Regions from separate parts of the Homo sapiens genome. Here region 2 is linked to region 1. A link is an interaction called in ENCODE POLR2A ChIA-PET data of the cell type or tissue named here. Cell type or tissue: MCF 10A. All regions are shown on one strand. Each heading gives the region's core, and the rest is flanking DNA. Links, peaks and the distances in the headings are about the cores only. Region 1 holds the start of LOC101928636 (a long non-coding RNA gene). Region 2 overlaps CDCP1 (CUB domain containing protein 1).

The links. Peaks named below come from ENCODE experiments on the same cell type or tissue, not always from the same donor. Only the 100,000 strongest peaks of a DNase experiment are listed, where the experiment ranks them.
Region 2: POLR2A ChIA-PET joins it to region 1 with 5 read pairs; 9 of 35 experiments call an interaction of 5 or more read pairs at or near these places.

What each region holds. Positions count from the first base shown.
Region 1 is chr3:45,195,647-45,206,151 of GRCh38, reverse strand. It overlaps LOC101928636 (a long non-coding RNA gene), which reads right to left and starts at 4,323. Exons shown (of 4, transcript XR_001740675.2): 1 at 4,128-4,323; 2 at 1,898-1,980. RefSeq lists enhancers at 4,982-5,749, 5,750-6,515, 5,506-6,705. In MCF 10A, for the core only: no CTCF peak of the experiment used is centred there; a DNase peak (open chromatin) is centred at 6,001.
Region 2 is chr3:45,134,427-45,144,931 of GRCh38, reverse strand. The region is part of intron 1 of CDCP1 (CUB domain containing protein 1); the gene reads left to right. Among named protein-coding and RNA genes, the nearest start is that of CDCP1, 6.7 kb to the left of the region's middle. RefSeq lists an enhancer at 5,621-5,915. In MCF 10A, for the core only: no CTCF peak of the experiment used is centred there; DNase peaks (open chromatin) are centred at 4,351 and 5,761.

The DNA.
Region 1 (10,505 bases), core at 3,241-8,240:
TCCACTAAAAATACAAAAAGTAGCCAGGCATGGTGGTGGTGCATGCCTGCATGCCTGTAGTTCCAGCTACTAGGGAGGCTGAGACAGGAGAGAATCTCTTGAACCTGGGAGGCGGAGGTTGCAGTGAGCGAGAGTGCCACTGCACTCCAGCCTGGGTGACACAGCAAGACTCTGTTTAAATATATATATATATATATATATATATATATATATATATATATATATATATATATGGCCGGGCGCGGTAGCTCACGCCTGTAATCCCAGCACTTTGGGAGGCCGAGGCGGGCAGATCATGAGGTCAGGAGATTGAGACCATCCTGGCTAACACGGAGAAACCCCGTCTCTACTAAAAATACAAAAAATTAGCCAGGTGTGGTGGTGGGCGCCTATAGTCCCAGCTACTCGGGGGGCTGTGGCAGGAGAATGGCGTGAACCCAGGAGGCGGAGCTTGCAGTGAGCCAAGATCTCGCCACTGCACTCCAGCCTGAGCGACAGAGCCAGACTCCGTCTCAAAATAAATAAATAAATAAATATAAAAAATAAAATATATATGTGTTTATACATATATGTGTATGTGTATATATGTGTGTGTGTGTATATACGTGTGTGTGTGTGTATATATATATATATATATGAAACCAGATTTGTCAGCCTCTTTCTTTGGCTTCTCAGCTTCCTCAAACTTTGTGGCAGGTTTGCATAGACCTGCCCACTGTGAAACAGCTGGACTGCCTCCTGCTTTCTGTAACCATTTCCACACATTTCCACAGCCTTCATCATTAAAGTGACTCTGCTGATCTACTTCCCCTGCTGATATCTGCTACATCTTTCCACTGGCATGTCATGTCACATCCTGCAGTGATATCCACATTACAATCACTTCTTGCTTGCAACAAGCTCTCTCAGCTGCTCCTGGAAAGGTTGTGTTTCTATAAACATTCAAATAGGTCATCAAGCTCTGGAACTGTAACCATGAGGAAAATATTGAAAACTATCTCTGCAATCAGATAGCTTATACCACTTACCTGACAAATGACTGAATATTTGTTAGCTCTGTAAGGGTTCCCAGAAATACTATATCATCCTCATAAAATATAAGCCAGCACCTGAGGTGATATGTCCTGGCTCTGATGTGTATTTCCTGCTACCATATTACTGTGCCGTATCTAGTTCACCTATTCATTGAGTTAACACCTGCGCATGGACCATCAGTTAAGTGCTCAGTCCTAATCTTTGTGGAATAGGTGCCCAAGTTGAGATCGAGCCTTCTTTTTGACAACCTTGATGATCAGAAGGGGAGTGGGTGAAGAGGTGGGTACTGTTCTTCTAAAACTTAAACACAAGCTGGGCACAGTGGCTCATGCCTGTAATCCCGCACTTTGGAAGGCCAAGGCAGGAGGATCACTTGAACCCAGGAGTTGAAGACCAGCCTGGGTAACATGATGAGACCCCATCTCTACAAGAAATAAAAAATTATCTGGGCACGGTAGTGCATACCTGTAGTCCCAGCTACTTGGGAGGCTGAGGTGGGAGGATTGCTTAAGCCTGGGAGGTGAAGGTTGCAGTGAGCTATGATTGCACCACTGCACTCCAGCCGGGGCAACAGAGAATGACCCTGTCTCAAATAAATAAATAAATACATACATACATAAATGTAAACACATTTTTCTGCCTTCTTAGAGCCAGGAGTTTGAATGTGCCTTTGAAGGAAGTCGGTTTCTTTTGGGAAAAACCTCTAATGGGACTATTAGTCAGGACTCTGTTGATTGTTGAGGGCATAAACCCATTTCAAACCAGCATGGGCCAAAAGGGGAATTTCCTGGATTAAGTAACCAAATCCCAGGAAGCGGGGGACTGCAGCTGGGCTCAGAGAGAGACAAGAGCCAAGACTTACCCGGGACTTTCTCACTCTCCCTCTGTTTCTTGTCTCTGCTGCTCTCAGCTCCTTGGCTTCTTCTATAAGTCTCAGGAAGATGCCTTCAGGAGAAGAAAGGGCCCCATTAGGGAGTGTGCGATCCAAATCAGCTGAAGGGCAAAGTTATGTAAAGGTTTTTTTGTAAATTTTTTATTTAAGGATTAGAAAAGTGCACAAATCAAAAACTCCCAATTTGATGAATTTTCATAGTAGATTAAAGACACTTGTCTAGCCAGCACCCAGATCAAGAATCAGAACTTACCAGCACCCACAGCCCCGCTAATTTCCCTTGCAGTCACTACCCCAGGTCAGTTGTGGACTTTTCTATAGGTATGATGTATGTCAATGAAAGTGTCAAGCAGCATAGAGTAGTTTTGCGTTTTGCCTGTTTTTGAACTTTATGCAATGAATCCAGGCAGTTTGTACTCTTTTCTGGCTGGCTCCTGTGGCTCACTACTATGTTTGTGAGATGCATCCACGCTGTTGCGTGCCATCATGGTTCATGCATTCCCATCACCACGTGGCATCTCATGGTGTAGAGGTGCCACTCTACTGATGACAGACATGTAGGCAGTTTCCAGGTTTTGGTAATTACAAGTAGGGTTACTATGCACATTCTTGTATATTATTATTATTATTATTGAGACAGGGTCTCACTCTATCACCAAGGCTGGAGTGCAGAGGCACCATCATGGCTCACCACTGCCTTGACCTCCCAGGCTCGCATGATCCTCATACCTCAGCTTCCCAAGTAGCTGGGACTACAGGCACATGCCACCATGCCTGGCTAAATTTTGTGTTTTTTATAGAGATGGGTTTTCACTATGTTGCCTAGGCTGGTCTCAAACTCCTAGGCTCAAGCAATCCTCCAACCTCCGCCGCCTGAGTAGCTGGGACTACAGATATGTGCCACCACACCTGGTTAACCTAAAAAAATTTTTGTAGAGATGGGGTCTCCCTGTGTTGCCCAGGCTGGTCTTGAATTTCTGGCCTCAAATGATCCTCCTGCCTCAGCCTCCCAAAGTATTGAGACTACAGGCGGGAGCCACAGTGCCCACCCTTCTTGCACATTATCTTTGGTAAGCACACACATTCATTTGTGTTTACTACATACCCAGGAGTGTGTGTCTATGTCATAGAGTCTCTATGTGTTCTGATTGAGTAGATAGGGAGTTACTGTTGTTCCATGTCCTCTCCAACACTTAGGATGGCCAGCCTTTTAATTTTAGCATTCCAGTAGGTGTGTAGTGGTAATCCATTGTGGTTTTAGATTGAACTGCGTTTCATATCCCTATTAGCCACTTAAATACAGTCATGCACCACATAATGATGTTTTGGTCAATGACAGACTGCACATACAACAATTATATTATATTATATGTTTACAATACCATATTTTTACTATACCTTTTCTATGTTTAGGTGTGTTTTGACACACAAATATTTACTGTGTTACAGCTGTCTACAGTATTCAGTACAGTAACATGCTGAGCATGTTTGTAGCTTCAGAGCAATAAGACTACACCATATAGCCTAGGTGTATAGTAAGCTATACCATCTAGGTTTGTATAAGTACACTGTATGATATTTATACAATGACAGAATCATCCAACCCATTTCTCAGATCATACCCCTGTCATTAAGTGGTGCGTGACTGCATTCTCTGTTGTGAACTGCCAGTTCAGGTCATTTGCCCATTTCCGTACTGAGCTGTTGACATTGCCTATTGGCATGGAGGGGTTCTTTATGTCCTGTGAATCCTCTGTGAGATGTACTTATCAACAAATGCCCTCTCAAGTCTGTGACATCGTTTTCATAGTCTTACCTTCTGATGGTTGGAAGTTCTTAAATTTAGTGTAGCCCAATTTATCAAAATTTCCCCTGATGTTTAATGCCTTTTGAGTTATATTTAAGAAATAGTTGCCTATTGCAGAGACTGAATTTTAAAGATGATTTTAGGTAGAAAGAAATGAAGTTTTAAAGCAAGAATCACTTAGAGAAAAAATTGTAAGCAAAATGTTTATGTACATCCAAGTTGTAATGTGAACATTTCAGCCCTAAAACATATATTTTAGACTTACTTGGACCCTGAAAATAAAGTTTACTGCCTCGGTTGTTTTTCTTTTTTAATTCATCATGGAATATCAGGGTTGCAAAGTCTGAAAAGTCTTTCCTTTCGTTGGTCTGACTCAGGTCAACAAATACTCACTGAGCACCTCTCTGTGCCATGCTCTCCTGGGAATTAGGAATGAGAAATGATGGTGTTGCTCAGGGCCTGGTAGGGAGGATAGTGCGCCCAAGTCATCTTGATCCCAAGCCATCTTGATGATGCTGCAATGGAAGCATGTCCCTGGCATCTGCAGCCTCAAAGGATAAGAGTGCATCTGCTTGAGAGAGAAGGCCTGCAGAAGAAGAGAGATACTTAGGAATTGGGTCTTAAGCAGCTGTATGAGAGCTCTCAGGTGGATACAGATGGAGGGTATGGGTTTTGTTTGTTTGTTTGTTTGTTTATTTGAGACGGAGTTTCGCTCTTTTCACCCAGGCTAGAGTGCAATGGCGTTATCTTGGCTCACTGCAACCTCTGCCTCCAAGATTCAAGTGATTCTCCTGCCTCAGCCTCCTGAGCGGCTGGGATTACAGGCACCTGCCACCACGCCCAGCTAATTTTTGTATTATTAGTAGAGACGAGGTTTCACCATGTTGGCCAGGCTAGTCTTGAACTCCAGACCTCAGGTGATCCACCCGCCTTGGCCTTCCAAAGTGCTGGGATTACAGGCGTGAGCCACTGCGCCTGGCCTGAGGGGTTTTATTCCAGGGAGAAGGAATAGGTGATCTGTGGTTTGTGCTTATAAGGGATTGGGCTTGAATGGGGACATTTGCAGCCTGCCTTCAAGGCTTCTACGTGCCTCATGGACTCAAACTCCAAAATAAAACTTCCAAACATCCCCTTTCTAGACCTGTGGTGGCAACAGGTGACCCATTGGGAAATCTAGGATCCTGGACCCAAGGACCAGAGCCAGGATGTGAGGTGGGCTGTATTGCCCTACTTGGTAGCATCTCATTGCCTACATCTGATCTTTGAAGGAGTTGGTGGCTTTCAACTTGCCAGAAAAAGGACCTCTTACAGAAAAATTGGTTTGGAAGGCCTATACATGAAGAGGAAGCTGTGGAAAAGGGGTGTTCCTTTGCTGAACCTCCTAGAGTAATAATTACTGTGTAGTATGACCAACACTTTATTATGACCAACCTTTATTATAACCATGTTTTATTTTAAATGCCTGGCTTCTAGTGACAATGTACACCTGGAAAAATAAACAAGTTTGAGGCTGGTTACAAAAGGAAAAAAAGATGCTCACTAATGGTGCTGAATAATTAAGAGAGAACAGAAAAAGAACACACTTGATTAAGCATCAATGGGGTCTGAGGCTATTCTAAACATTTTACTCACTGTATCCCATTTTATTATTGTGACACAAAGGTAGGGTGTAATAATCCCCATTTTACAGTTTCCATGAGCAAACAGAGCTCCAGAAAGGTTAAGTCACCAGGCTGGACAGTAACAGAGCCAGAATTCTCACCTGGGTCTGAGTCTGACCTCCTCTAGCTAGAATTATTGCAAACAAACCAATGTGCCTGACAAATATGGGGCACAGTTATATCACTGCCACATAATTAAAAAGGATAATTGCCCCAGGGAGAAGAGCGGCACATGGTGACGAAGTCCCCTGAAGGGTGGCAAATATCTTGTGAGTTCAGGGGAACTAGATGATGACACCAGCAGGTCCCAGCTGGCAAGTGCCTCCTTGCTTCCCTATGAGTTTGCTCTTCCCAACAGTCACACAGGAGTGTCCCTGTCTTTCTACTGTCCTGCCTCCAAGTGTTCTCATCTTAGCCTGTCCTTTTAGATCATTCTCCAGACTTCTAAATAGGTTCTCTTTTCTGTTGATTAAAATAATAATAATAATAAGGCTTTGATTCTAAGCCTGTTACATACAATGATTCTTAACTGGATGGTGATTGGTGATGACTCACTTACCAGCGATGTGGGAGTGTCCTTACATTCCTGCGGGCTTGGAAAGTATTCCCTGAGAGCCTTTCCTTGTGTTGAAGTCCATTCATCTTCCTTGCGTTCCCCAACCTTACACAACATCTGTCCTCCTGTCTGCTTACCTGCAGTGTAATCAAGGATCTCACAGGCATGTTTGATGCTCAGAGAACTCAGGGATGTTTCAATCAGCGACTGTCCCAGAGCTGCCCTGCATCTTAGTCATCGTGTTCCGATGGGTTTCTGCACTTCCTTCATTCATAAGAACTGTTAGTTCAGTGCCTTTTTAGGAAAGGATCACCCAGCAGGAGAGCTGGAGAGTTTTTGGTCTGCATAATAAGTGGGAATCACAAGGAGATGACAAATACAGTTGAGGGGTTGGGCTGTGGGAAGAGTGGAGATTAAAACAGGTAGAAAAGGTGGCTGAATGCTGGGCAGGAAAAAACCCAGTCACAGAGGAAGGCTATCTTGAAAGGAGCTAGCCTTGGAGGAAGGCTTGCGAGGATGATTTCACTCTGCATGGAAAAGATGGTTGCAGTTGTATTTTTTAAAGATGGATGCAATATCTCCCACCTCTCCCCAACCCCATGCTTTTCTATTACCTTATCATTTCTCCATCAAGAGGTGGAGTTCAATTCCCCTCCCCTTGATGTGGGGTGGGCTTTTGTGACTGGTTTGTTTGTTTGTGTGTTTGTTTTTTAAGACAGGGTCTCACTCTGTCACTCAGGCTGGAGTGCAGTGGCACAATCACGGCTTCACTGCAGCCTTGACCTCCCCAAATTCAAGCAATCCTCCCACCTCAGCCTCCTGTATAGCTAGGACTACAGGCACACACCGCCACGCACAGCTAATTTTTGTATATTTTGTAGAGACAGAGTTTTGCCATGTTGCCCAGGCCGGTCTTGAACTCCTGAGCTCAAGCAATCTGCCCACCTCAGTCTCCCAAAGTGCTGGGACTACAGGCGTCAGCCACCACACCCATCCTCTTTGTGATTGTTTCAATTAACAGCATGCCATTGAAGTGATGCTGTGTGACTTCAGAGGCTCAGCTGTAAAAGGGACCCATATTCCACCTTATTCCCTGTGATCCTCACTCCTGAAGTTTTGAGCCCTGTGTAAGCATTTTAACTGTCCTGAGGCCATCAGTCTGTGAGGAGGCCTAAACCAGTCCACATGGAGAGGCCACAGAGGCCCTGAAGCCATATAAAGAAGCAGAGGTGCCCAGCCGGCCACCTGCTGCTTCAACCCTGGCTCTCCAAGCTCCAGCCACTGTCCAAGAGTAACCACACAAATGACTGGAACCAGAACCACCCCAACAAGCCTTTCCCAAACTCCTTATCTACAGAAATCCTGAGAGATTACGAAACTGTAAGGCACTAAATTGTGAGGTGATTTGTTCTGCGGCACTAGCTAGCTAAACAGAAGTTCTGGCCAAGTCTATATTAGGCAAGATAACAAAGTGGAGTCATTGTAAATCATTTGAAGAAAGAAACATTTTGCTTGTCTTTTCTGGATTTTCTATGCCAAAGCATTTTGGATTAAATCAATAGCACTTTCACCAGCCTATGGCCTCAAAATGATGCCCTCCTTCCTTATAACCACATGGTAAAGACCCAAGCCCCATCATCTTGACCACTGGCTATCAGCAACCCTGTGGTTCAACCTGCTACTTCTAGGAGTCACATGGGGTGTCCTCTCAGGCCTGCTGATCCACTGCAGTTTCTGTCCCACCTGTGCATCACTTCCTGCCCCAGCCACCCCTCCTCCTGGCCAGGACATTGCCCACAAGGTCATTTGGTGGAGCTTTCTCACTACCATGCCATCTGGTTCTGGCGCTGAGGCAAGGTGACCAGTCCTGCCCACAACCAGTGCCCCATGGTGCTCCCAGGACCCTAAAGCAGATGTGCTTGGGCCCAGGGTCTCCAAAAATCTCATCTGAGCAGCTTCATTCTCTAACCCTTTTCCTTTCTCTATTATGGTTCAAAGAAGAGATGCCATAGCATCCCTCTGGTGGTCCTTCTGTCTCCTCCAGCCCATCCTCCAATTAAAACTGATCCCTCTTCCCCTCACTGTAGATCAAAAGATCCCATGCAGGCCGGGAGCGGTGGCTCACGCCTGTAATCCCAGCACTTTGGGAAGTCGGGGAGGGAGGATCACTTGAGGTCAGGAGTTAAAGACCAGTCTGGCCAACATGCTGAAACCCTGTCTCTACTAAAAATACAAAAATTAGCTGAGTGTGGTGGCACATGCCTGTAGTGCCAGCTACTCAGGAGGCTGAGGCAGGAGAATTACTTGAACCCAGGAGGCAGAGGTTGCAGTGAGCTGAGATCAGGCCACTGCACTCCAGCCTGGGCAAAAAGACTGAAACTGCATCTCAAAAAATATTTTTAAAAAGATCCCATGCATACAAAGAGAAGCTGGGTTGGGATGGGGGGGATTTTTATACATCAGGGCCCTTGTGCAACCCACCAAAAATACTTCCTAACTGGAATCATCTCAACCAACAGCCTCATCTCCACAGAGTACATTTGACTTCTGAGGAGTCAAAAATTTTTTAAAGGACTATTTAAATTGTATTTCAGAGAAATGGGGGTGAGAGAATTAAGATATAAAACCTGCTGGCAATAAAACTCTTCCACTTATGGGAATCTTTCCTGGTGGATTTTGTGGGAGCATTATTGCATGTTTCATTACAGACTTGAGCAGACACTGGTGCCATTATGGAAACACATCACAACACGGGGTTCTCTGCAAACCAGTTTGCTTTAAAAATGCATTTAAATTATGCTCTGCAGGCTTTATGCCATAGACCTGAAATCAGCTAAGAGCTGGTTATCCCAGAGTCCTGGTCTACATGATTAGTGGGATCCATTAATAGATGGGTATATCTATCAGGTCACTGGGAATCTGAAAGGACAGCTACTGTGGTATGGAACATTTTTGTAGCCATGCAGAACAGAATCTGAGCTGAAATCTGCAGCTGTGTACCTACTTGGAGTTTCTAGACAGGACACTAAAGATGAGGAAATTATTTGTTGAGACCTCATGAAAATTAAAGACATGGGAAAGAAATGAAAAGAAAAGCTATGGCTTTAAAGAGTCTGCAAAAAGGAAAGAGACGTTCAGTGTTAGTGAAAGTCAGTGCAGAAGAAGATGGAATGGAAATTTTGAAGCAGAAGCCACTATTATCACAGACTGCAAATGACATCTCACCAGAGAATCGCCCAAGGTGAGAAGCACCATATTCAAAAGAGCTTCTACTTAACATGGCCACCGTGAAAATACTTTCCCCAACTCCTACCCACCCTGAGGCTTTTCAGAAAATCACCAAAATGTCCTTGACTAACAGCAGTACCTCACTCTTGCCATAGAGATGTCTGACCCACCATCTCTTTCCTCTCCTGCCAGGCAATGGGTGCCCTCCTTCAGCCCATTCCTCCTTTCTTCTGTCTCCACTACTCATGGATCAATTAGCTCCCAGACATATGGCTGCTACCCAACCGCTTGTCCAACAAGATCCCAGCTTTGTTCTGTACCTACCTTCCTCCATGGCAGTTACATGATTTGTAGGGGATGAGCCCAACTTCATCTCCCAAAGAGTGGGTGCTAATTAGTGTAAGCCAATGTTGGTGGCACCATTACCCTCACCTGTGATTGGGTTAGGCAGGAACATATCATACAATTTTGGCCAATGAAATATGAGTGAATGTTTATGGGGAGTTTTGGGAACCATTTTTGTTTTGGTTTGGCTTTTTAATAGAGATGGGGTCTCATCATGTTGCTCAGACTGGCCTCAAACTCCTAGTCTCAAACAATCCATCTTGGCCTCCCAAAGTGCTGGGATTATAGGCATGAGCCACTGGGCCAAGCCTGGGAATCATTTTTTACTGGTAAAAGAGACATACCTCCCCCTTTTATCACTAGACATGGTTGGGTCTGCTGATGATGCTAGAACTGTGGTGGCCATCCTGGGACTAAGGAGAGCCAACCTAATGATAAAAGAGCAAAAACAAGGAAAGAACCCAGGTATTTGGTCCTGTCGTTGAGCTGCCAAACTATCAATGTTGGAGACACCCCGGCTTGGGTATTTATATTGGTTGGTCCACTGTCAGTTGGTATTTCTGTTGCTTGTATCTGAAAATATCCTAACTGATATAACCATTTAGCTTACTCCTTCCTCCATTCTTCCAGCTCTTGCCCAGTTGGAGAAAGCAGCTTAGGGATTCTCTGTCTCTATATTTTTCCTTTCTCTTTTTATTCCTTTTGTGAACCCAAAGGTAACTATCATAATTGCTGATAGGTTTAAGAGACAGCTCAACCTTGCAACTGTATCATAGAAAGAGAAACCCTGAAGTTTTAAAGTTAAATGACACAACATGTTCCAAAGGAATTGTTCTACTTCTCAGGGGTCACAGATCCCTTTGAAAATCTGATAAGAAGGCCGGGTGTGATGGCTCACACCTGTGATCCCAGCACTTTGGGAGGCCAAAACGGGTGGATCTCTTGAGATCAGGAGTTCGAGACCAACCTGGCCAACATGGT
Region 2 (10,505 bases), core at 3,650-8,649, 62 kb after region 1:
CTCAAGTGATCCTCCCACCTGGGCCTCCCAAAGTGCTGGGATTACAGATGTGAGCCACTGTGCCTGGCTGATGAATATTTACTATAATTTCTTAGGACTGAATTTCCAAGATTCCCTTTGAAGAAAAAGAATTAGTTTAAGAATAAAAAGGAAGTGAAAATATGTGTATATGTGTGCTGAGAAAAATGCGTGCCTACCAGTCTTGGAACAGTATTGAAACTCTGGGAATTATCTGAGATGTTTTTGGCTTTCTGTGACAACAGTGGGGAACTCTTCCAGTCAGAACAGGGTGTTAATCAAGGCATTGCTAATAATGAGAGCCTCTGTTCCTGGTCTCATTTCTCCCTGTGATCTGGGAAGGCTGCCATTTTGGTCCAGTAACTCCAATGGAGTCCCTTCCAGGAAGTCCTTGACTGGCTGAGCCCTGTCTCATGGTTCAATACATAAATACGTAGAAACCTAGGAACTTTCCCTTTCGCTTTCTTAAGTTCCTCCCTATGGTCTCAGGAACTGGCCCTTTGAGGGTACATCAGGCTGAACTGAGAGCTTTTGTGGTTGGAGTAGTTGCCTGTAGTCTTGAGGATCTAAGTGGCAAAGGCCTTTGAGAAATTCCTGGAGACTGTCCTGAAAGGATACAGAAAGCCAGAGCCCTGGCACAGTGGATTTGTTTTATAAATCCATGAAGTCTCTTAACAAAGAAAGACTCAGCAGAGTAAAAATGAATTTGGTGTCACTGCAGAGATGAAAAGTAAAGGAAAGTTTGTGTCTTGGTGTCGTGTGTTTGTGTGACTTTGGTATCCCCACCAACTCCCCCATTTCCAAGAGTGAAACACTGGTTACATTGGGATCATAGCCTTTTGAAAACCTCCATTTGGTTGCTTTCTAAGAACCACTCAGATACCAGAGTCTGGGTCAGTGACCCCAATCTTGCCACCATTGTCTCTTGCCAAAAATGTGAGCAGACAGATCAAATGATATATTCACACTCCCTGGGTGAGTGTGGGTGTTCATTCTGTTTCCGATTCAAATGAGGAGCTACTGGCTGTTGTCTGGAATGTGTAACTGGTAGCGCTGATGAGTCTCCCCCATCTCCTCCCCCACATCCCCACAGATTTGCATGACTTGGAGTCAGACCTGTTAGCCCTAGGGCTCACCTCAGATGCTGCCATTTCATCTATGATGGTTGCACGCCTTGCATGTGCACACACACACTCTTCTGGGTGTTCTCCCTGGCTATCAATATGGGGGAAGGAAGTTAATAATTAAGATGTTTTAAGTAGCATATAGTTATTGTAGAAAAAGTGGCAATAAATATAACCAAAATGGAAAAAAATTATCTATAAGCAAACTGCCTTATTCACTTTGATGCAGTCTTCTTAATGTGTATGTATGCACGCTCATGTGCACAAACCAAAAATGGGATCATCCCATTGTATGGCTTTAACCAGTCCCCAGTTGTTGGACATTTAAGTTGCTTCCAGTTTTTCTTATTAAAAATAGAACACGTCCAACAATAGCCAGCTGCTTGTATCAATTTTAATAGGTCTATTCAGTGAAAAGGCACTTGAAATTACATAGCACAGACTAGAAAATGACATGAAAGGATGAACCATTATCCTCATGTTGCCAAGGTTATAAAATGGTATCAACTGGATTATCCCATTTTGATGTATCTAAGAATGTGTTCTTCAGCTGTGTTGTTCTGCACACTCTTTTTTTAAATTTTTGAGACAGAGTTTCACTCTTATTGCCCAAGCTGGAGTGCAATGGCGCGATCTCGGCTCACTGCAACCTCCGTCTCCCAGGTTCAAGCTATTCTCCTACCTCAGCCTCCTGAGTAGCTGGGATTACAGGTGTGCACCACCACACCCAGCTAATTTTTTGTATTTTTAGTAGAAACGGGGTTTCACCATATTAGCCAGGCTCGTCTCAAACTCCTGACCTCAGGTGATCTGCCCGCCTCGGCCTCCTGAAGTGCTGGGATTACAGGCGTGAGCCACCGCGCCCATGTTCTGAACATTCTTAACTATTTTGTCCAGCTACAGTTCTGGAAGCAGAGTTGCTGGGATGAAGAGTAGAGAGGCTCTTAGGGCTTTGGACGCGCATTTCCACGTTCTGGAAGCAGAGTTGCTGGGATGAAGAGTAGAGAGGTTCTTAGGTCTTTGCACGCGTATTTCCGTGTTCTGGAAGCAGAGTTGCTGGGATGAAGAGTAGAGAGGCTCTTAGGGCTTTAGTTGCGTATTTCCATGTTCTGGAAGCAGAATTGCTGGGATGAAGAGTAGAGAGGTTCTTAGGGCTTTGGATGCGTCTTTCCATGTCACCTGTGGAGAGCCTGTCCTGGTGTGCTTTCCAGCCATCAGTGTGTTAGTGCTTGTTTCTCACATTCTCCCAGGCTCTCCTCACTGTTGTTTCACCAGCATCTATGGAAGAAGCATTTTCCTCCCTCCAATTTGGCAAATAGAATCTGGACAGTGTTGCTGGGCAGACTCAAGAGTCTTAGAAGCACCACCCCAGCTGGATGGTACTAATAGCTCACCAGTGCTTTTTTGCCAAAAGAAAACAGAACTGGGTCCCTTGGCTTATAACACAAGCCTCACCTGCGTTTTTGCCTAGCGGTGCTGACCTGGGTTTGGATGGGATAGGATGAGGTGGGGAGTGGGTAGGGAGAGGAGTCTGCTGGTCAGAAAGACCCCTGATTGAGGTCAGGGTGGGTGGGACAGTGGGAGATGATAAGACCACTGATGTGGGGGACCAGTGGCTAGGGTTCTCTGCCTTGGTGGTTAAGAAAAGTTTATACCGAGCCAGGCGCAGTGGCTCACGCCTGTAATCCCAACACTTTGGGATGCTGAGGGGGGCAGATCACATGAGGTTAGGAGTTCAAGACCAGCCCGGCCAACATGGCAAAACACCGTCTGTACTAAAAAATACAAAAATTAGCCAAACATGGTGGTACACACCTGTAATCCCAGCTACGCAGGATGCTGAGGCTTGAGAATCGCTTGAACCCGGGGGGCAGAGGTTGGAGTAAGCCTAGATCATGACACTGCACTCCAGCCTAAGTGACAGAACAAGACTTTGTCTCAAAAAAAAAAGAAAAGTTTATACCCCTTAATTATCATTCTAAATTATAAAAATTATGCCATAATCAAATTATTTCAAACCACTTCCCACAACCTTGTAATTTTCATCTCCCGGGCAGCTGGCGCATTCTAGACAACCAGGTAAGGAGATCCAGGCTCCTTCCCTCGCCCCTTTGTAGCCTTGGGTTTGTATCTGGTCCATCAGTCTTTAAAAGTATTAACTACTATTGCTGCTTGTAATAGCCAACACATTTGCTGTGCCAGCCACTCCTCTGAGGATTTTACAAATAAGCATCTTCTGATTAACATCAGTAATCCATTCCTGAAAACCAGACATTCTGTATGAAAACACTAAGCAACGCTATACATCCCATTATTTTATGTGGGAAAAAGTATAACAATCCACTGCACAGCGATGCAAAACCTCTAACAGTTTCTGAAAGTGTGATGAAAAACAGGAAGATACCTGTGTATAATTAACCAATCCTGTTAAGCATAAAGTGCATAAGACATCACTTGAGGACTACCAAACCATTTACATGGTTGTTTGCAAACAGTTGCTTTGTGTGCAGTAATGTAGGGCACCTCCCTTTGTTGACATTTTTGACACTTGGGGTGTCCTCACTTGATCCTGACATTCTTTTTTTTTTTGAGACGGAGTCTTACTCTGTTGCCCAGGCTGGAATGCAGTGGCATGATCTTGGCTCACTGCAACCCCCACCTCCTGGGTTCAAGTGATTCTCATGCCTCAGCCTCCCAAGTAGCTGGAATTACAGGCGTGCACAACCATGCCCAGCTAATTTTTGTATTTTTAGTAGAGGTGGGGTTTCACCATGTTGGCCAGGCTGGCCTCAAACTCCTGGCCTCAAGCAATCCACCCACCTCGCTCTGCCAAAGTGCTGGAATTATAGGCGTGAGCCACCACGCCCAGCCAGATCCTGACATTCTTGATCCTAGTGTATTTGGAATATAAGTAAAGACTTTCTGCACATAATTTTGTTTAAAATGTGTTGAGGTTGGAGATGTAAATATACACATTTCTGAAATAGACCTTGGCCAAAAATAACTTTCATAGATGAAACATAAGTTCTACAGTGTTCAATGATAAAAATGAAGCTATTTTCTCCTGAGAAAATGTAAATGGGAGAGGTGGTCTTGAGTAGGTCTGCGTGTCATTTAATTCTCCGTCCTCAAACAATTGCTCTTACTAACTTCCTGTTAGTAGGCACAGAGAGGTGACGTGACTTGCCAGGGCTCCCTAGCTGGTATGTAATGATGCTGAGCTGGCAGCCCCAGGAGTATGACTCCAGAACCCAGCTCGGTCATAGGACTGCAAGGCCAGTAAATGCCTCCCCTCAGGGTGGGAATATGCTTAAATAATAAATCTGAGAACGTCTTGAAAAGAAAATTAAAACTGTTCCCTGAGCACAGATGGCGTAGCTTTCTTTAAGTTTTAAATGAAGTGCAAATGATCCTACCCTCAATGACAGGAGATCAAAGGGTTCCGGGAGAAATGTGCCAAATGCAAAAATGTACAAGGTGACAATCTGCTGCCTTTGTCTGGGTAAATACAGTCTCCAGAAATGAGTTTTATCAACTCCCTGAGTCCAAAGATTATATAGAGTTGAAGTCGGGCTGTTGTCTTTATTTTGGGTCTGCCTACTTCCTTGGCATCTGCCATGTCACAAAACCCTTGGAGCCATGAGAGGGCTTCTTCAATTCTTGGCAATGTGTGGTCCAGCTGGGAGCTGAGCTAGAATGGTGTACATCCAGGCATATGCCATATGCATCCAAAGAGATGCCTTCTGTTACTGATCTGGAGGCGGGAACATCTGGCCATTTCAAACAAGGAAGTTTGGCTAAAACAATGTTTAACCCCGAGAACAGCTTAGAGCAGACAAGCAGTTTCTGGGACATCACAGAGAATGCAGAGGTGGTAAGATGAAGCCCCTGAGTTTGAAGGACTCACGGCATCTCTTGGACACAGGTAGACAGTCAACTCCTACAGAGTGGCCACCAGCCACAGTGGAGAGGTACACACCAAGAACCAAACAACATAATGAGATGAGTTATTACACACTGCTGCTCATACTGGAACTCTGTGCTCTGCTGGAGTCTGCCCAGGGACACTGTGTCAGGAGGGTTCAGCCTGTGTTGATGGGCTGTTTTCACATCAACTGCCCTGCTGACAAGTCTCGCTGGAGTTGCATCCTGGGCCACCCTCAAGGATACAAACACCAGGCTCTCCCGGTCACTATTGCCTCTGAGTTCTTGCTCACTGCTACATTGCCCGTGTCTTCAGACTGCACATCCCAAAGGGCTTAGCTTCCCAGCTGGAAGTTGGTGGAGGGAGGAGGGCAGAGAAATGGAAGGACTGGAGCCAAAGACCTCACTGGACTCAGAGTTGCCTTTCCAGCTTTTTGGAGACAGCCTCATTCAGACAAGCTCTGGAGTTGGTCAAAGCTTGGTTCAAATCCTGACTCCACCACTTATTAACGAGGTGAGCTGGGCAAGTTGCTTAACCTGTAGGGACAGCAGCACCCTGAGGCTGGCTGGAGGTCTGAATGAAATGATGTGTGCACTAGTCTGGCCTAGAACAAATTCCTCAGTTAGTGAGAATTTCATGACTTTGTGCTGTAGTTTGGATGATTGTTTCCTCCAAATCTCATGTTGAAATTTGATCCCCAGTGCTGGAGGTGGGGCCTAATGGGAAGTGTTGGGTCATGGGGTGGATCCCTCAGGAGTGAGTGAGTTCTTAACTCTGTTAGTTCCCTAGAGAGCTGGTTGTTAAAAAGAGCCCAGCAAGAACCCCCTGCCCTTGCTTCTTCTCTTGCTATGTGATCTCTACACACCAGATCCCCTTTGCCCTCTGCCGTGAGTGGAAGCAGCCTGAGGCCCTCACCAGATGCTCAATCTTGAACCTTTTAGCCAGCAGAATCATGAGCTAAATAAACCTCTTTTCTTTTCGGTCTTTCTTTTTCTTTTCTTTCTTCTTTTTTTTCTTTGAGATGGAGTTTTCGCTCTGTTGCCCAGGCTAGAGTACAATGGCACAATCTCAGCTCACTGCAACCTCCACCTCCTGGGAAGCAGTTCTCTTGCCTCAGCCTCCTGAGTAGTTGGGATTACAGGCGCCTGCCACCACCTCCGGCTAATTTTTGTATTTTTAGTAGAGACGAGGTTTCACCATGTCGGCCAGGCTGGTCTCGAACTCTTGACCTCAGGTGATCCACCCGCCTCGGCCTCAGCCTCCCAAAGTGCCGGGATTAAAGGAATGAGCCACCGCAACCAGCCAAACCTCTTTTCTTTATCAATTAGCCAGCTTTAGGTATTCCTTTATAGCAACACAAAACGAACTAAGACACTTTGATTATTTGAGTCAGGTCCAAGAAGAACATTTAGATATTCAATAGGCAGACAACCTGGGCCAAAATTATAGGCTATCATAGTCTGTATAACCAGGTCTCTAGTGGGAGACAGTAAGATTATTTTTGACTTTTGTTACCTACACATTGTGCTTTGGTTACTGTCCCAGTGCAGTCGACTTTGGGGACGTGTAAGGATATCTGTGGAAGAAATTCCTAGAAGTGAAGCTGCTCAGTGAAAAGCCGTATGAAGTTATTCTAAAAGACACTAGAACAAGTTTTTAAAAAATGTTCTGTGAGCAAGTGCCTGCACACACATGAATTTCCTGGTAGCCAAGGAACTGACTGGACCAGTTTTATAACAACTTAATTGTCATGCTCAGTTACATTTGAGATGGGAATGAGAACACCCCAGTGGTCTCCTGGGGATTGCAGCTATCTTCATGACCGGGTGTTATTAGCCAAGACTGGGCTGCAGTTTGCCAGTCTGTGAAACTAGAGCTAGATCTCCATGGAGGGAAACCTGGCAGGGCCCTGGCCTTTAATCCCTGCTGAGAGATGGAGGATTACTCTGGAACTGGCTTGGAAGTTTCTGACAGTCTTATCAGGTACTTCAGCCTTGGGCTACATCTGTCAGAGCTAAGTCCTTATCTTCACGGAACATAGAAGACTTTTTTTTTTTTTTTCTGTTGCCCAGGCTGGAGTGCAGTGGCATGATCTCGACTCACTGCAGCCTCTGCCTCCCAGGTTCCGGCAATTCTGCTACCTCAGCCTCCCATGTACCTGGGATTACAGGCACGTGCCACCATGCCTGGCTAATTTTTTTTTTTTTTTTTTGTATTTTTAATAGAGATGGGGTTTCACCATGTTGGCCAGGCTGGTCTTGAACTCCTGATCTCAGGTGATCTGCCCACCTTGGCCTCCCAAAGTGCTGGGATTACAGGTATGAACCACTGCACCCAGCCTAGCAGACATTTTTCAAGTTGTAAACAATGCTTGGATCATCTTGCAGAAGCCCACCACAACCCGAATGGTGCCAAACCCTCAACATAACTTCTTCTAGCCTCACTGGCCTCTGCCTCTATGGGAAATACAACTCAAGTTCCAGGCAGGAACCTGGAATACTGGTGGGAAGGTATGTCCCACTGGCATCTTCCCCTCCTTGCCCTAGTTGCTAGAGACTGGAAACAACCCAAATGCTCATCATTAGAATGTGGAGAGAAAAACACAAGGATCAGAACAGTACATATGGCATGCAACCTTTTGGCAAAATAAAATGAAATAGGGATGGTATATAAATACACACTTGCATATTCATAGATTACTTCTGGAATAGTGCACAAATACTGGTAATAGTGGTTGCCTATGGGAACAGAACCAGATTCAAGGGTAGGAGAACGACTTTTTACATTTTGTTTTACTTTATTGTGTGCTTCATATATTATTTATCTAAATGTAAAAATATTTTTCAGCTCTACTGAGATATAATGTACATACCATCAAATTCACCAGTATCAATTGTATAATTCAATGGGTCCTGTCAAATGCATGGTATAACATTTCCATCACCCTGCGAAGTTCCTCCAGATTCCTTTGTAATAAATCCATACCTCTTAGCCCCTGGCAACCACTGATTTGCCTTCTGTCACCGTAGTTTTGCCTCTAAGATATTTTAAAAATAAAAACAATTTAAAGCCAGGTATGAATATAGCCCTTACTATTTTTGTTGCATTAAAACAAATTTCTCAAGTATAGACCCCGTCTTCAAAAAAGCCTAAAGTTACTTCCTGCAAGAATGTGGTTGTGTAGAAGGGATGCAGTAGAAGTGTTAAGTTGCTAGGAACTGAGGAGTTGATGACCAAAAAACTGACTTCTCGACTTGGAGCAGCTTTTCATGAAGAGCAACTTGCTGTGATTTGTTTTGTTTTGTTTTTTCCCTATCTACTTTTAGGGCCTAGCACTGAGCAGGCCTAGAAAATTTGATTTATTATTTGATGGATAACTGGAGATCACCTATAAGAGCAAAGCAGAATATAGTGGAATGAGGATTAATGCTTCATCGCCCCAAATTTTCTAGCTAGTTTTGTTCCCATCCTCCTCCTTCTTCCTTAGCAATAGCTCTTAGCAGTAGGGCTAACTTCTACTGTAAGGAAGGAATATGGTTCATGAAAAGGAAAGTACTTTGACCCACAGTCTCTCTCCCTGTCAGGAAGAACCATCTGCTTTTTTTTCTTCCACCCACCCACACAATGTGCTTTGGAGCCAGGCTTCTTAAAACCCCCAACTCAGCATTCTTGGTTCCTTAACTTAGTTTTTCACATCCCTGAATTCTCAGAAGGTCTTGAAAAGATCTAGCCCAGTCCAAGGTCATTTTGATAACAAATTCTGTTCATTCTGTAGATATTGGCGACCCCTTGTGCATCTAGCTCTGTGTGCCCTTATCTCTTGCTCTCCAAGGACTCACCATCTGGAAGGGATTGAAACATGTAAACCAGGGGCTACAAATTGATGGCCTAGGGGTTTTGGCCTAGTTCCTTTTTGTATGTTTTGAAAAAACCTAAATTACAAAGTATTTGATAGAGCTTGCACCCTCTAATTCAACGAAGACCCTCTTCCCTATGTTGCCTTTCATATTTGGGTTTGCAACAATTTCCAGTGTAATAAGTAAAGCAAGAGATGTAGGTATAAGAATTGCAGTATAAGCTTCTACAGGCAAGACAAGAGAAAGAGGAGGACAAAATATTCTCCTGGTGCCTGAGGTCTGTGGGACATCATTAACAAAACCCCGAGTTTGGCCCTGGAGCAGAAGTATAGCTCTGTTATTAATTACCAATAACCCCACAATGTTTATTTTTATATTTAAAATGGCATTTCCCACCATCTCTGAAATGACAACTTGCTAAGTGATCCACTGTCTGGAAAGACGCAATTCAGAGTTAATCCTTCAATATCTGATTTCTAACTGGAGATCACCTACAAGAGCAAGCAGAATATAGTCTAATGAGGATTAAATTCTTGATTACTCCAAATTTTCTAGCTTGGGTTTTGTTCGAAGCCTCCTTTTCCTCCCTTGACAATAGCTGTTAGCAGTAGGGCCAACTTCTACTGTAAGGAAGGAATGCAGAAAGTGCTCTGCCCCACAATCTCTCTCCCTTTCAGGAAGAACCATCTGTTTTTTGTTTTTTTTTTTTTCTATCCACCCACACAATGTGCTTTGGAGCCAAGCTTCTCAAAACCCATCTCAGAATTCTTGGTGCCTCAACTTAGTTTTTCATATCCCTGAATTTTTGTATATTCATCTTAAGATCACTGGCTGGTCCCAACATTGACACTGTCTTGTTGCCAATAATGACCATCCTAGTTGATATAACGCCTTCCGTAATGACTGTCCTTGTTCTTGTAACTTCATTATGATGCCCAAACACCTTTTATAATGGCTGTCCTCGTTGACTTAACACCTTCCACATCCATACCTTTTACTGCAGTCACCCTTGTGAATGTATCTTCTACCATGACTATCCTTGTTGATATAGTATCTTCTATAATGGCCTTCCTCATTGACATAACACCTTTCAAAGGTAACCAACTTCTGATGTAGGTTATTTTGGAGAGCTGTCTGTAATGGACATCCTCATTGACATAATACCTCCTGGAAGCTGCCCTGGGCCCTCTGGGTGAGGAAGGCATGTGTCTGGCCCCAAAGATCTCCTGGAGTGTGCCACGTTGTGTTGCTGATCTGTTTATCCTGGGCTGCCTGGTTTGCTGTGGAATCATGTTATTGACCTGGCTTGTGGTCGCTTGCAAGGGCTTCATTCAGAAACCTGTTTGCCATCTCAGGCTGTGTGGTTTGCTCTCCCGTCCCCCACTTTAAGATTGCTGGACACAACAACAGCAACAACAAAAATGGTGTTAATCCCTGGTCCCTAAAACAGAAGGTTTAAACTGAGGGATGTATTTCTGGTTGGCTGCCCTGGCCTCTGGGATGGCAATACACCCACACTCCCCAGTCAAGTCCCCTGAGTGATCAAGAGGTTGGGGCTTTGCAGTTAAGAAAGAAGTAGAT